Regions from separate parts of the Homo sapiens genome. Here region 2 is linked to region 1. Evidence: chromatin loops called from intact Hi-C (ENCODE). Cell type or tissue: mammary epithelial cell. All regions are shown on one strand.

Region 1 (8,000 bases):
GTTCAGGATATGCAGTTTGACTGGCACTGGGCCACCCTCGATTGTAAGGTGCCTTCTGAGCTGTTGAAAAGTAATTAGTGTGTGTCTCCGAATCAGTTGCTAAAATGTGGCCTATAAATATTGTCCTGCAATTCCTTTTCTCATCTACTGATATATGCACAAGATCTTTTCACGTTAGCCCATTTAGAGCTGCTACCTTGTTTTAAAACACTGTATGAAACCTACAGTATTCCCAGTATGGTTCTACCACAACTCCTCTAACCACTGTTCTATTAATAGGTCTCTAACTTGTTTCTAAATAGTACCAAATGGTACAATAAATATATCTCACATGCCTCTGAGTATATTTCTCTAGGACAGATATTGAGAAGGGGAGTTGTTGGATTGAAGGGTATGCCCATTTAAAAATTTTAATTGTCTCCCAGAAGCCCTTATCATTTTGCAGTCCCACCAAATGTGTATTCAAGTGTTTATATATTCCATTGCCCTTGCCCACGTTGGATATTATATATTTAGGAATTTGTGACAATCACATTGGGTTAAGAGCGATGCTATAATGTCATTTTACTTTGCATTTTCCTGACTAGTATTAAGGTAAGATGATTTTAACATGCAGAGCAGATGAAAATACTCCTCCCCACCAACTTACTGGCTCACTGTTCCATGGGTCAGGAGTGCAGCCTTTTTTGTTTTGTTTTGTTTTAATAGAGATGAGGTCTCGCCATGTTGCCCAGGCTGGAGTGCAGTGGCTACTCACAGGTGCAGTCCCACTACTGATCAGCATGAGAATTTTTACTTGCGGTTTCGGACTTGGGCCAATTCACCCTCCTTGAGCAATCCTGTGGTCCTCACTCCCAGGAGGTCACCTTATTGATGCCAGACTTAGTCCAGACACCTGATGGGCATAGTGTACTACAGCCTAGAACTCCTGGGCTCAAGCAGTCCTCCTGCCTCAGCCTCCCAAGTAGTTGTGATCACAAGGGTGAACTTCCACATCCAGCAGGAGGCCAGTACATTGTAGCTGGGTCCTCCTTTCAGCATCTTGTAAGGCTGAAACCAAGGTGCTGGCCAGGTGTGTCCTCATCTGGAGGCTTGATCCACTTCCAGACTTCCTCGGGCTGTTGGCAGAATTCACTTTCTTACAGTTGGAGGACTGAGGTCCCTTTGTCTTGCTGGCTGTTGGCTGGGAACTGTTCTCAAATCCTAGAGGCCACTCTCAGGGCTTGCCACGTGACTTCCTCCAGCTCAGCCACGGGACCCACCCACCGTCAAGTCCCTCTCATGCTTTGAAGCTCTCAGACTTCCCCTTCTATGACCCATGGAAGAAAACGGTCTGCTTTCAAAAGGCTCACGTGATTAGGTCAGGGCCACCCAGATCATCTCCCTATTTTAAGATCAACTTTACCATCTGACATAACTGAATCACAGGAGTAAAATCTGTGATATTCACAGTCTCAGGGATCCTTCAGGTCAGGGTACAGGCACTCAGGGAACAGGAAGCTTTGGAAGCCATCTTAGAATTCTGCCCACCATACCACCAAAGAGGGTGCAAAAGAGAGACCTTTCACATCAGACAGGAAGTTGTATGTGGGCACTGCTTGTGCTAGGAACAGGGGTGTGTGTGTGTGCATGTGTGCATGCGTGTGTGTGCATGTGTGCGTGTGTGTGTGTATGCATTTGTGTGTGTGTGCATGCATGCATGCACGTGTGTGTGTGTGTGTAAAGGACCTCCAAAGAAGCCCAGGTAGAGTTTCCATGAGGAGCTCAAAGTCTGATAGATGATTAACAGTTGAAGGAAGCTTAGGGCACATGACTCATGACTCCAGGAAGTGTTCTCTTTTTCAATGAAACACTCCCAGCAGCCCCAGCGATTTCTTCTATGCGAGGTCTCCAGAAGCTCTCCATTACTGCTGCGTAGGAGAAGGGAGAAGGGTGAGAGACACACCTTTACTTCAGATTAAAGCAGCACATGATTGGTGTTTGCACTGAAGGTCAACTTTCTGAGGAGGAAGCTGGAGGATCAGGGAAGGCTTCCTGAGGAGATGGCCTTTAAACCTGGCCTTGAAGACTGGGGAGAATTCCAACAGGATGAGCTGGATGTGGAAAGGGGCTTCCAGGAAAGACACAGCCAAGTGTGGAAGCCCGAGGAGCATTTCAGGAAGGGCAAGCAGCCAGTGTGTAGAGCTGAGAATGGAGGATCAGCAGCAGGAAAGGGTTGGGGCTGGACCGGGATGAAGGGTAAGGACTAGGCAGAGGAGCGTCGGCTTCAGTAACAATGCAAGGTCAGCTTGACTTATCTTGACATTAGAATATTCTTGTCACTTCCCAAGAGGGAGAGGCTGTATTCCAAGTTAATAGTCCATTTTAACACCTAACACGAAAGAGAGAGAGAGAAACACAAGCACTTAAGCCTGGAGTAAACACAGTCATTACAGTGACCACAAAAACATTACTGATGGACCAATAAAAAGCGAAAGGAGTCATGGGGGAAACCAGTACATCTCTGCAGTGTGTAAAGCAACCCAACCTCATAAACGCCGCTGACCTTTCCTGTGACAAACCAAGCCCTGAGAGCTTTGGTTTTAATTGACAGTGAGACCACAGGTACATTGCCCTTCACTGCTGTTACGGGTTGAATGGTGTCCCCCTAAAAGAGATGTTATTCTAACCCTTAGTACCTGTGAATGTCACATTATTTGGAAACAGGGTCTTTGCAGAAGTAATCAAGTTAAGATGAGGTCATTAGGGTGGGCCTCAGTTCACTATGACTGGTGTCCTTAGAAAAAGAAAAGATACAGATTGACACCAGGGAGAGCACCATGGGAATATATTTTTTTTCTCTGTCGGCCAGGCTGGAGTGCAGTGGCGCGACCTCAGCTCACTGCAACCCTCACCTCCTTGGGTTCAAGTGATTCTCGTGCCTCAGCCTTTCAAGTAGCTGGGATTATAGGTGCCTGCCACTATGCCTGGCTAATTTTTTGTATTTTCAGTAGAGACAGGTTTCACTATATTGGCCAGGCTGGTTTCAAACTCCTGGTCTCAAGTGATCCACTCCCCTTGGCCTCCCAAAGTACTAGGATTATAGGCGTGAGCCATCCAGCCTGGGGTCATTCATTCTTCAAGTGTGCAGCGTGTGCCCACTGTGAACCAGGCTTTGTGCTGGGGGCTGCAGGTGGACTCTCTGCTGAGCAAAATGGTAGCTGACTTAATGCCCTGGCAGGCTGCTTTCTTTAAGGAGAAATTATTATAGTATTGGGCCAAGCCAGGCCACATTGCAGTGTCCTTAAGGGAACCCGCTGGGAATGCAGATCCTTGGCCTGCAGAGGCCAAGGCTGAGGGGCACATGCGGTGGGATCAGAGCAAGTCGGAGGAACACCCAGGGCGGAACTGGGGCAGGAGGACTTAGCTGTCACCTCTGGTGAGCTGGAAGTACCTGTCCTTGGTACACTGAAAACCAACCAAAGGACTACTCAGACAGGAGGGAGAGTAAAGGTGCGAAATATTCCACCGTGGGTGACCACACTACCACAATAATACGTCTTCCTACAGGTTTACAGGAATCAGTAACTGAACGTTCAGGTGTCAGATTAAGAGATTATGGCATCTGTCCCTCCCGAGGTCAAATCTTAGCTCTGTTACTGTGTGTTGGAACTTCACAACGTTTTTAACTTTGAAAGACGCTGTATCTTCATCTGTAAAACACTGACGGAAATACCTAACTTCTTAGGTTTGGCGTGAGCATAAAGTGAGAAAAGTGTACGTAACGATCTTAACGATATGACTGGAGCCTGGAAAGGCATTCCTGAGACCTCGCTACCGAAAGTGAAAGGGACGCATAATGGAAAAGTGTTAAGTCTGGGAGATGTCCGTGGCCTTTGAAGTGGACACGCCGGTCATAAACTTGGCCTAGAGGGACTGTTCAGTGTCCTGTTTGGGGAATGGTGGCCTCCTCCAAGGCTCACCACCGCGGCAGGTGTGGTCCTGGCTCTGCAGGTGAAGGGAGCTCCAGATTCTAGGTGTGGAGCGAGCCCTTTGCGAGGTGACAGCGCGAGGTCCCCTCAATGCACTGGGGAGGCGGATTTTCCCAGCGAGAAGGGGCTAGCAGGAGCTGCGTTTATTGTGAAGGCCCACAGGTAACGGGGCCATGCACCCCAGGGCGAGACTGGAGTTAAAGGTGGGCGGCAGTCCCTGGTATTCAAGGCCACCTAAGACACCCTGGACGGTGGACCCTGGGAAAGAGCCGGGGTGCCCCCGCCCTGGCCAGGGTTTGCCCCTTGTGGGGCGGAGGGAGCTGGGGCAAGCAGCGCTGACGGTAGCCTGGGAACTGGGCCAGGGTCTGCAGGGCGGGCTGGGAGCAGGGCAGGAGGGAGGAGAGGGAAGAGGGCAGTGGGGTCAGAGGGCCCCAGCGCCTGCCCCGGGCTGGGGATACCACGCAGCCGAGTTCCCACGGCCACCACTGGGTGTCGCCCTTGCCCCGCGAAGGGAGCAGGCGCGCGTTTCCCGAGGCGCCTCTGTCCTCCCAGCTCCTCCGGGCTAGATAGACAATGTCCCGGGACCCAGGTGGGCGTAGTGGACCAAGCCCGGAGTCGTCAACCGCAGTCCCTGAGGGGCTGGCCCTGTGCAGAGCCCGAGGCTGGGTGGGCTTGGACCGCTGCCTTCAGAGAGCCCGCCAGGCCCAGCCTTGCCCGGACGCTCCCAGCACCTGGATTCTGCGGAGTCTGGATCTTCACTGTGAGGCTGCCGGGCCCTCCAGGAGACATCCTGTTGTGTCCAGAATTGGTGGGTTCTTGGTCTCACTGACTTCAAGAATGAAGCCGCGGACCCTCGTGGTGAGTGTTACAGTTCTTAAAGGCGGTGTGTCCGGAGTTTGTTCCTTCTGATGTTCGGATGTGTTCGGAGTTTCTTCCTTCTGGTGGGTTCGTGGTCTCGCTGGCTCAGGAATGAAGGTGCAGACCTTCGCAGTGGGTGTTACAGCTCTTAAGATGGCGCATCTGGAGTTGTTCGTTCCTCCCGCTGGAGTTGTTCGTTCCTCCCAGTGGGTTCGTGGTCTCACTGGCTTCAGGAGTGAAGCTGCAGACATTCGTGGTGAGTGTTACAGCTCTTAAAGGCAGTGTGGACCCAAAGAGTGAGCAGTAGCAATATTTATTGCAAAGAGCGAAAGAACAAAGCTTCCACAGTGTGGAAGGGGACCCAAGTGGGTTGCCACTGCTGGCTCAGGCAGCCTGCTTTTATTCTCTTATCTGGCCCTACCCACATCCTGCTGATTGGTCCATTTTACAGAGAGCTGATTGGTTTGTTTTACAGAGAGCTGATTGGTCCGTTTTGACAGGGTGCTGATTGGCGCGTTTACAATCCCTGGGCTAGACACAAAAGTTCTCGGTGTCTCCACTAGATTAGCTAGATACAGAGTGTCAACTGGTGTGTTTACAAACCCTGAGCTAGACACAGAGTGCTGATTGGTGCATTTACAAACTGTGAGCTAGATACAGAGTGCCGATTGGTGCATTCACAATCCCTTAGCTAGACATAAAGGTTCTCCAAGTCCCCACCAGATTAACTAGATACAGAGTGCCAACTGGTGCCTTCACAAACCCTGAGCTAGACACAGGGTGCTGATTGGTGTGTTTACAAACCTTGAGCTAGATACAGAGTGCTGATTGGTGTATTTAGAATCCCCTAGCTAGACATAAAGGTTCTCTAAGTCCCTACCAGACTCAGGAGCCCAGCTGGCTTCACCCAGTGGATCCCGCACCGGGGCCGCAGGTGGAGCTGCCTGCCAGTCCTGCGCCATGCGCCTGCACTCCTCAGCCCTTGGGCGGTCAATGGGACCAGGGGCCGTGGAGCAGGGGGCAGCACTCGTCTGGGAGGCTTGGGCCATGCAGGAGCCCACGGTGGCGGGGCGGGGGAAGGCTCAGGTATGGCAGGCTGCAGGTTCTGAACCCTGCCCCGCAGGGAGGCAGCTAAGGCCTGGTGAGAAATCGAGCACAGCAGCTGCTGGCCCAGGTGCTAAGCCCCTCACTGCCCAGGGCCAGCAGGGCTGGCTGGCCGCTCCGAGCATGGGCCCCCCAAGCCCACACCCACCCGGAACTTGCGCTGGCCTGCAAGCACTGTGCACAGCCCTGGTTCCCACCCGTGCCTCTCCATCCACACCTCCCCGCAAGCTGAGGGAGCTGGCTCTGGCCTCGGCCAGCCCAGGAAGGGGCTCCCACAGTGCAGCAGTGGGTTGAAGGGCTCCTCAAGTGCCACCAGAGTGGGTGCCCAGGCAGAGGAGGCTCCGAGAGCGAGCGAGGTCTGCGAGGGCTGCCAGCATGCTGTCACCTCTCAATCCCCCCTCTAAACAGGACACCCCAACTGCTGTTGGGAATTTGGCCGATGACCGCTCTAGCTACTTCCTGCTGGATAGGGGCAAAGAAGGGGCCCTGCAGTTGTAGTGTCCTCCAGAGGGGAACTCTCTAGGCCAGTGGAAGTGCCAGTGGGTTGGTCCATGGGTCCTTGGTAGAAGTTGTTAGTTGAACTCATTTGGAGTTCCATTTGTAAGACCATCTGTAGCTTGATGGCCTCAATTCTAGAGGAAACAAATTTGACAAGAAGGTTAAAAATACAAGGCCTGAAGGCGAGTAACAGCAAGATGGCTGCCACGGGACCTAGAAAGGGGAGAAGCCATGTTGCCCAAAGGTTGGTATAAGAGTTTGAAAGGCGTCTGATTTCAGAAGCCTTTTCTTGTAAACGCCGGGCGGCAAATCGTACTATCCCTGACTGGTTAGTGTAAAAACAACACTCTTCCCCTAAGAAGGTGCAGAGTCCTCCTTTTTCAGCAGTGAAGAAGTCTAGGCCTCAGCGGTTTTGGAGAGTCACTGCTGCCAAAGAGTCTATTTGGGATTGTAAAGTAAGAATAGATTTTGTTATTTCTTGCAAACTGTCTGAGAAATCCTTTGAGAGTGTGTGGTAGTAGGATAATGAAGTAGATAAACCGGCTATTCCCCTTCCTGTAGCAGTAGCCATTCCTAACCCTATAAGTAGGGGTATTAGTTGTATGGCTCTGCACTGACGGACTTGAGCTTTGAGGGGTACTGATAAGGTCTGATTTCCTGGGGCAATGTTAATGTTGGGACTTAGAAAGACTAAGGTGCAGGTGCCTGTCCAGTTAGTGGGGAGGCAGATATAGGTCGATCTTCCACATAGAAAAATATGCCTTGGCTGGGTAAACAGAACTTTACCCTGGCTTTTAAAGGAATAGGGTACACTGTTTTTCTCTTTACTACTTCCATCTCTCTTTCTATCTCTTTGACTTCTTCTTTGTCTCTTTCTCTGACTTCCTGTCTCTTTCTCTCTTTCCTTTGACTCCTTCTCTTTGTCTCTATTTCTTCCTCTTTCTCTGACTTTCTTTTTCTCTCTTTCCTTCTTGCTGGTCTGCCAGCTGCTTAGCTGCTGTTCTCCCCTCTTCTTCCCATTTTGATGGCTTTGGCAGTGTAAGAGTGCCACCTCCTTGTGTTTTTGCAGTGCGTGCAATAACTCTATAATTTCCTTGTGGTATTTAATTGGGGTCCCCCCAGAGCTTAGGAGCTCCCATTTTTTCCATATTGCAGCATGGGCATGTAGGATTAAATAAGCATACTTGCTGTCTGTATACACATTTATTCTTTTTCCCTTTTCCAGTTCTAAGGCTCGGGTAAGTGCCACTAGTTCCGCTAACTGGGCACTGGTCCCTGGGGGAAGAGGCTTACTTTCAAGTATGGTTACATCACTATGGCGTAACCTGCCCTTCATATCCCATTCTCCACAAATGAACTTCCATTGGTATATAGGTTAAGGTCATGATTAGTTAAGGGGACTTCTAAGAGATCATCTCGGGTGGCATAAGTCTGGACTACAATTTGTTGGCAGTCATGCTCGATTGGTTCCCCATCCTCTAGGAGAAAAGTGGCAGGGTTGAGGGCCACGCAGGTGCCTATTTGAACCACCAGTCCCTCAAGGAGTAGTGCCTGGTATCTAAGTAGGCG
Region 2 (8,000 bases), 160 kb after region 1:
AGTTTCAAGGAACATCAGTGGCAGGAAGAAAAACTACCTAAATCTAACAGGAATAACTCCCTTATTGACTTAGCCAAAAAAGGCTAGCTTAGATAAGTACGTTGCAAGTCTCTAAGTTACCAAATCTCTAGCTGAAGTAATGGCAAACCTGTTAAAAGCCATAGGAAGGGTCCCTTGATATTATTTAATCCAACTTCCACCTTGAACAGTGGAAGAGCAATGAAATGACTTTCCAAGATCCCATCATGAATGAGGGGCCTAGCCCATCATGTGCCCTTCTGATGCTTTCCTCTTGGTATTAGCTACAAGTAACAGAAGAGCACAATTAATATTTATCAAACAAAAAAATTTGTTATCTTACATAGTAAGACTGGAGGTAATGAGGCTCTAGGATTGATTAGAATTTCAGTAATGTTATAAAAGTTTCAGTCTCTTCCATTATTCTCTTTTTGCTCTGCTATTCTTGAAGTGTTGAAATTTGACCTCAGGTTTGCCCTCTCATGATTTCAAGATGGCTTTAAGCATTTCATCTGCACACACCATCAACCAAAGGCTGGAATAGAACCTACCCCCAACCCATTCTTGAGACCATTTTTTGATTGGCAGTCCCATCAAAACCACGTGGAAGGAAGAAAGAAGAACCGCATGGAAAGAGTATGGAGAACTTTCCCAGAATCCCCAGATTTCTTTTCACATCTCATTGGCTGGAATTGCACAAATCAGTAGCAAGGCAAAGTGATCTACTGTGATTGGCTTAGATCAGTGGTCTGCATACCTCTGGGGATCCCAAGACAATTTTAGGGGATCTGCAATGTACAAAATTTTTCACAATATATTATTTTGTCTTTTCCATTATAATATGACTTTTCCACTGTATTGACTATTGCTGGTGGTTCAAAATCAATGGTGGATAAAGCTGGTACCTTATCATGAGTCAAGGTAGTGGCCTCAAGCTATATCAGTTTTAAAAAAGCCAATTCCACCTATGAATTCCTTGATGAAGTGGCAAAAACTCTAATTTTAATAAATTACAACCTTTGAACACACACATATTTTAAATATTAAACATTACAGCACTTCTGCTGCAAACCAAGACAGAACAACCTGTGTGGTGATTGTCTCAAGAAAGAGCACTTTTGCATTTGTTTGAGTCACCAGCTAGACTAGCCATTGTTTTTTGTTTGTTTGTTTTTTCCTGGAACACCATTTTTACTGGAAAGAACAAATGTCAGACAAACTATGGCTATTCAGACTTGGGCATTTGGCAGATATTTTCTTAAAAATGAACAAAGTCAGCCTGTCACTTCAAGGAAAATAACTAACTAATCAACAAAATGAAAAGGCATCTTACAGATTGGGAAAAATTACTTTCACATCATATATCTGATAAGGGGTTAATATATCCAAACTTTATAAAGAACTTGTATAACTCAAGTACAAGAAAACACATGACCAGATTAAAAAATGGCCAAAGGATCTGAATAGCTGTTTCTCCAAAGAAGATATACAAATAGCTAACAGGTACACGTATGAAAAGATTCTCAACATCACTGTCAGGGAAATGGAAGTGAAAACCACTATGAGCTATCACCTCACACCTGTTAAAATGGCTGTTATCAAAAAGGTAAGAGAGAACAGGTGTTGGCAAGGCTGGAGTGAAAAGAGAACCTTCGTACACTCTTGGTGGGAATGTAGATTGGTGCATCCATTATGGAAAACACTATGGGGTACCTAAAGAAATTAAAAATAGAATTAACATTTGTCTCAGAACCCCGTTTTCTAAGTATATACCCAAAGAAAATGAAATGACCACCTTGTAAAGATTTCTGCATGCTCATGTTCATTGCAGCGTTATTCTCAACAGCCAAGATGTGGTAACAACATAAGTGTCTGTCATAGACAAAGAAACTGAGGCATATATTATTCAGTTTTAAAGTGGAGGAGGCCGGGCATGGTGGCTCACATCTGCAATCCTAGCAATTTGGGAGGATGAGGTGGGAGAATCACTTGAACCCAGGAGTTAAAGACAAGCTGGGCAACATACTGAGACCCCCATCTCTATTAAAAAAAAGATTAGGCTGAGCGCGGTGGCTCACGTCTGTAATCGCAGCACTTTGGGAGGCTGAGGCTGGAGAGTTATGAGGTCAGGAGTTTGAGACCAGCCTGGCCAACATGGTGAAACAAAATACAAAAATTATCTGGACATAGTGGTGGGCACCTGTAATTCCAGCTACTTAGGAGGTTGAGGCAGGAAATTGCTTGAACCCAGGGGGTGGAAGTGGCAGTGAGCTGAGATTGCACCACTACACTCCAGCCTGGGTGACAGAGTGAGACTCCGTCTCAAAAAAAAAAAAAAAAAAAAAAAAAAGATTAAATAAATAAATAAATAAGGAGATCCTACCATTTGCAACAACATGAATGAACCTAGAGAACATTATAGTAAGTGAAATAAGACAGCCACAGAAAGAAAAATATTGCATAATCTCACATGGATGTGGAATCTAAAAAAACTGTCAAATATGCAGATATAGAGAATAAAACAGTGGTTATCAGGGGCAGGATGGAGGACAGGAAATAGGAAGATGTAAGTAAAGGATACAAAATAGCACCTATGTAGAAAGAACAAGTTTAAAGATCTAATGTACAACATGAGGACTATAATTAATAATAGTGTATTGTATCCAGATTTTTGGCTAAAGGAGTAGATTATTGTTGTTCTGGCCACAGGGAAAAGAAAAAGGTTAACTATGGAAGGTGATGGCTATGTTAACTTCTTTCACTGTAGTCACCATTTTACTACATATGTATCTTATAACATTGTGTGGTATACCTTAAATATACACAATACAATTAATTAAGAGGCAAACAACTAAAAATATATATTGTCAATGAAAATTAGAGGGTTTTTCTTGAGACAGGATCTCACTCTGTGGCCCAAGCTGGAGTGCAGTGACCTGGTGTGATCTCAGCTCACTGCAGCCTCCACATCCTGGGCTCAGGTGATCCTCCCACGTCAGCTTCTTGAGCAGCTGGGACTACAGGCGTGCACCATCACGCCCAGCTAGTTTTTGTATTTTTAGTAGAGACATGGTTTCTCCATGTTGCCCAGGTTGGTCTCAAACTCCTGGGCTCAAGTGATCTGCCCACCTTGGCTTCCCAAACTGCTGGGATTACAGGCATGAGCCACCGTGCCTGGCCAAGAATTAGACTTCTAAGCAACAATTAGAATTTCAAGACCAGGTGTGGTGGCTCATGCCTATAATCCCAGCCCTTTGAGAGGTGAGAAGATCACTTGAGCCCAGAAGTTTGAGATCAGCCTGGGCAACATATGGAGACCCTGTCTCTACAGAAATAATAAAAAAAATTAGCTGGTCATGGTAGTGTGTGCCTGTGGTCCCAGCTACTAGGGAGGCTGAGGTGGGAGAATCACCTGAGCTTGGGGGGTGGTTAAGACTGCAGTGAGCTGTGATCATGCCACTGCACTCCAGCCTAAGTGACATGGCGAGAGTCTGTCTCAAAAAAAAAAAAAAAAAAAATTTCAAAAAACTTATAGCTGCCGCTGTATTCTTGACAACTTCCCAAACCTGAAAGACCTATGTTTAGAATAGTAGTGATGTAAGTAAATTGTGGTTTTTTTGATATTGTGTAATGAAACACATCAACATTAGATCTGAGTCATTCAGTAAGCTGATGTCTTGAATGACCAAAGCGTGATGTTACACAGACATGCATGGATAAAAATTTCAAAGTTCAGGACAGAGCAGTAGATTTTAATGTAACACATATGAAAAGCTTAGTGATTTGGTTTCTGATTCAACATCACTACTAACTGCTAAGAATAAATCACTTCTTGGGCTCTTGCTGTCCAGTGTGTAGGGAGGAAAAGCCCGGTGAGGTCACAGTGAGAAGTCATCTGCAGACTGGAAAGAGAGCCCCTCCAGAAACCAGCTCTGCAGCACCTTGATCTCGGACCTCCAGCCTCCAGAACTCTGAGAAAATAAATGTTGTTTAAGGCAAAAAAAGAATATATTACTTATTAAATTTTAGTGTAGTATTAGGGAAGAATATCCACAATTATTTAAAAACTATTAAAACACTCTACATTTGAATTAAGCTAGATTCTCTTTATTTCAACAAAAACAATATTGCAACAGATTGAATGCAGAAGCAGAGAATCCAGGTGTCTTCTATTAAGCCAGATATTAATTTGCAAAAATGTAAAACAATGTCTGTTTTCTTGCTACATTTTTTCTTCAGAAAATTATAGTTATTTTTCATAAAATATTTTAGCATGTAATTTGTTTATTACTGTTATTTTTAATGAATTAAATGCTTTAAAATTTCTCAGTTTTAATTTCTTGTACAGTAAATATCAATAGGTATAATCCACATAAAAGTGCTTTGGAGATGTTCAATGATTTTTAAGCGTTTAAAGGGATGTGGAGATCAAAAAGTTTGAGAACATCTGGCTTAGGGTAATCAAAGGTCAGTTTCTGGGTAGGTATAAGCCCAGCTTCCCCTGAAACACAAGGTTCCCCAATACCTGAACAAATTGGGGTTCTCTGAGGAAGGAAGAAGAGGAGAAGCCTTTAGGGTTCCTTTGGGGCAATCCTATCTCCTCCAAGCCTCAAGTAGTATATGGCTGTTTTTCCAAAATTAAGGCCAGGAGCAGTGACTCATGCCTGTAATCCCAGCACTTTGAAAGGCCAAGCAGGGAGAGGATCAGTTGAGGCCAGGAGTTCAAAACCCACCTGGCAGGCTGGGCGCAGTGGCTCACACCTGTAATCCCAGCACTTTGGGAGGCCGAGGCGGGCAGATCACGAGGTCAGGAGATCGAGACCAGCCTGACCAACTTAGTGAAACTCCGTCTCTACTAAAAATACAAAAATTAGCCGGGCATGGTGTCATCTGCCTGTAATCCCAGCTACTCAGGAGGCTGAGGCAGGAGAATCGCTTGAATCCGGGAGGCAGAGGTTGCAGTGAGCCGAGATCTCACCACTGCACTGCAGCCTGAGCAACAGAGCAGGACTCCATCTCAAAAACAAAACAAACAAACAAACAAACAAAACCCCACCTGGCCAACATAGTGAGACCCTGTCTCTAAAAACAAACAAACAAACAAACAAACAAACAAACCGAAAGAACCTCCAAATGAACTAAAACTGAATTTGGTTTGTGCTTCTTCAGAGAATTTGAACCAGAATATTCTCAACCATAATTAAAGGAATGCAAACAAAACAATAATTAGGTAACTTTCTAAAAAATATTAGATTTGCAAAAATTCAAAAATCTGATAAATCCAGTGCTAAAGACATAGAAAAATAAGTAGGAGCATAAACTGATGCAACCTTTATTATTTTTGGGGAGAGGGATATGGAATTTGCTCATAGCTATCAAAATTTTAAATGCTTATTCCTTTTGACCCAGCATTTAACTATTAGAAATTTATCCTACAGATATATTCCAAAATACGTTAAAATGCTCATTTCAGTGTTGTTTGTAATGCTAAAACCCTGAAAATAATCTAACTGCTCATTAATAGAATATTGATTGATTTAATATGGAACATCCATGCAATGGAAGGCTAGGTTATTAAAATAAGCTATTTAGATATGTATGTGTTATTACTGAAAGATCTCCAAGGTATTTTATTAAAAACAAAAATGTAATATTCAGAGCAGTGGGTAAAATATGATCACTGCTCCAGTTGTCTATTGCTGCATAAAAATCATCCCAAACTTAGTGACTTCAAACTACAGTTATTAATTATGCTTGCAAACCTGCAAATTGGGAGAGCTTGGCAGGAGCAGCTTGTCTTATTCCACCTGGAGTTAGCAGGATGGCTTAGAGGTTGGGGGCGACCTAATGTTTAGAGATGGAATCATGTGAAGGCTTTCTTGTTCACATATCTTGTAGTTGATGTTGGCTGTTGCCTTGAATGGGGCATCCTTATGTGGTTGTCCCGCTTGCTTACAGCATGTGGCTGAGTTCTGAGAACAAACATCTTAAGGCACAGGAAATGGAAGCTACCAGTTTTTGAGGTCTTGGTCCAAACACTTGGCACAGCATCGCTTGTACTATATTCTATTTGAACTTGAGTTAAGCAGTCAGTGAGCCCAGACTCAAGGGGAGGGAATTTAGACTTTGCCTCTTGATACAAAGAGTGTCAAATAATTTAGGGTTTATGTTTTAAAACCTCCGCAATCCCAGGTATGTAAAAATTTAAAGGCACACACATGTAAAGTACAGATATGTGCAAGATTTTTTTTTTCTTCCAGAGAGGCTGCAGAAAAAACTGTTGAAGTGGGTCCAGGCATGGTGGCTCATGCCTATAATCCCAGCCCTTTGGGAGGCTGAGGTGGGCGGATTACCTGAGGTCGGGAGTTTGAGACCAGCCTGACCAACATGCAGAAACCCCATCTCTACTAAAAATACAAAATTAGCCAGGCATAGTGGTGCATGCCTGTAATCCCAGCTACTCGGGAGGCTGAGGCAGGAGAATCGCTTGAACCTGAGAGGTGGAGCTTGTGGTGAGCTGAGGTCGTGCCATTGCACTCCAGCCTGGGCAACAAGAGCGAAACTCCATCTCAAAAACAAACAAACAAACAAAAAGCAAAAAACAAAAAACAAAAAACCTGTTAAAGTATGACTACTTTTTGGGTAGAGAAAACATGGGTTAAGGATGGGTTGAGCAGGAAAAAGAAGACTTTAATTTCTGATTTTTTACCTTATTACACTATTTGAGTTTTTGTCCATGAGGATATACTCCTTTTATTTAAAAAACCCCAAAATAACAGCAACTTATCCAGGATAAGAATGAAGTCTTTCCTTGGGCCTCCATGTCAAGTATCTTATTTTATATACACAGCAATTCTGTGAGGTCATTAGGGAAGGTATGACCATCCCTCTTGTATTAGTTCATTTTCTCTTACTTTTTTTGTGAGACAGAATCTCCCTCTGTTTCCCAGGCTGCAGAGCAGTGGCACAATCTCGGCTCATCACAACCTCTGCCTCCCGGGTTCAAGTGATTCTCCTGCCTCAGCCTCCTGAGTAGCTGGGACTACAGGCGTGCTCCACTATGCCCGGCTAATTTTTGTATTTTTAGTAGAGACGGGGTTTCACCATATTGGCCAGGCTGGTCTTGAACTACTGACCACGTGATCTGCCTGCCTTGGCCTCCCAAAGTGCTAGGATTACAGGCTTGAGTCACTGCGCCCGGCCGTATTAGTTCATTTTCATACTGTGATGTAGAAATACAAATACCTGAGACTGGGTAATTTATAAAGAAAAAGAGGTTTAATGAAATCACAGTTCCATGTGACTGGGAAGGCCTCACAATCATGGCAGAAGGTGAAGGAGGAGAAAAGGCATGTCTTACATGGTGGCAGGCAAGAGACTGTGTCTAGGAGAACTGCCCTTTAGAAAACCATCAGATCTCACAAGACTTATTCACTGTGATGAGAACAGCATGGGAAAGACCCACCCCCATGATTCAGTTACCTCCCACTGGGTCCCACCCATGACATGTGGGGATTATGGGAGCTACAATTCAAGATGAGATTTGGGTGGGGACATAGCCAAACCATATCACCCGTTTTCAGATGAAGATCAGAATCTAGGTCTCAACTTCCAATTGAATATCCTTTTCCACTTTTTAATTAAGAAGAACCCAGGCCTAGAATTTGGCCTATCTACTTGGAGGGGCCGATTTTGAATGCAGTTTTAACAGGTGCAGGGAAACTGTTCATGCTTGGTACTTGAACCTGAATCCAAAACCATAACAGTAACTCTCCCAGCGTCTAGCACATTGCCTGGAATCAGTTTGCTGAATAAAGGAATACAAAAACTCCTTATTATTCAAATCTATCCTCCATTCCCTCCACTCTAAATCACAGACATAATAAAGTGGAAAATTGACCTTATTTTACTCTTGTTCAGAATGCTTCAATGTGTGAACTCACTTTCTACAAAGGTGCCAAGAACTTATATTGGGGGAAAGG

The links. Peaks named below come from ENCODE experiments on the same cell type or tissue, not always from the same donor. Only the 100,000 strongest peaks of a DNase experiment are listed, where the experiment ranks them.
Region 2: it touches region 1 in a loop (9-fold over the local background); 4 of 110 quality-filtered maps call a loop at or near these places.

Annotation. Positions count from the first base shown.
Region 1 is chr18:51,106,046-51,114,045 of GRCh38, forward strand. No RefSeq gene overlaps it. Among named protein-coding and RNA genes, the nearest start is that of SMAD4, 80 kb to the left of the region's middle. RefSeq lists enhancers at 3,628-4,129, 4,130-4,629 and a silencer at 4,372-4,481. In mammary epithelial cell, a CTCF peak has its summit at 4,458 (motif pointing right); no DNase peak of the experiment used is centred here; H3K4me3 peaks cover 283 bases.
Region 2 is chr18:51,263,272-51,271,271 of GRCh38, forward strand. No RefSeq gene overlaps it. Among named protein-coding and RNA genes, the nearest start is that of MEX3C, 70 kb to the left of the region's middle. In mammary epithelial cell, no CTCF peak of the experiment used is centred here; DNase peaks (open chromatin) are centred at 3,010 and 3,650; H3K27ac peaks cover 493 bases.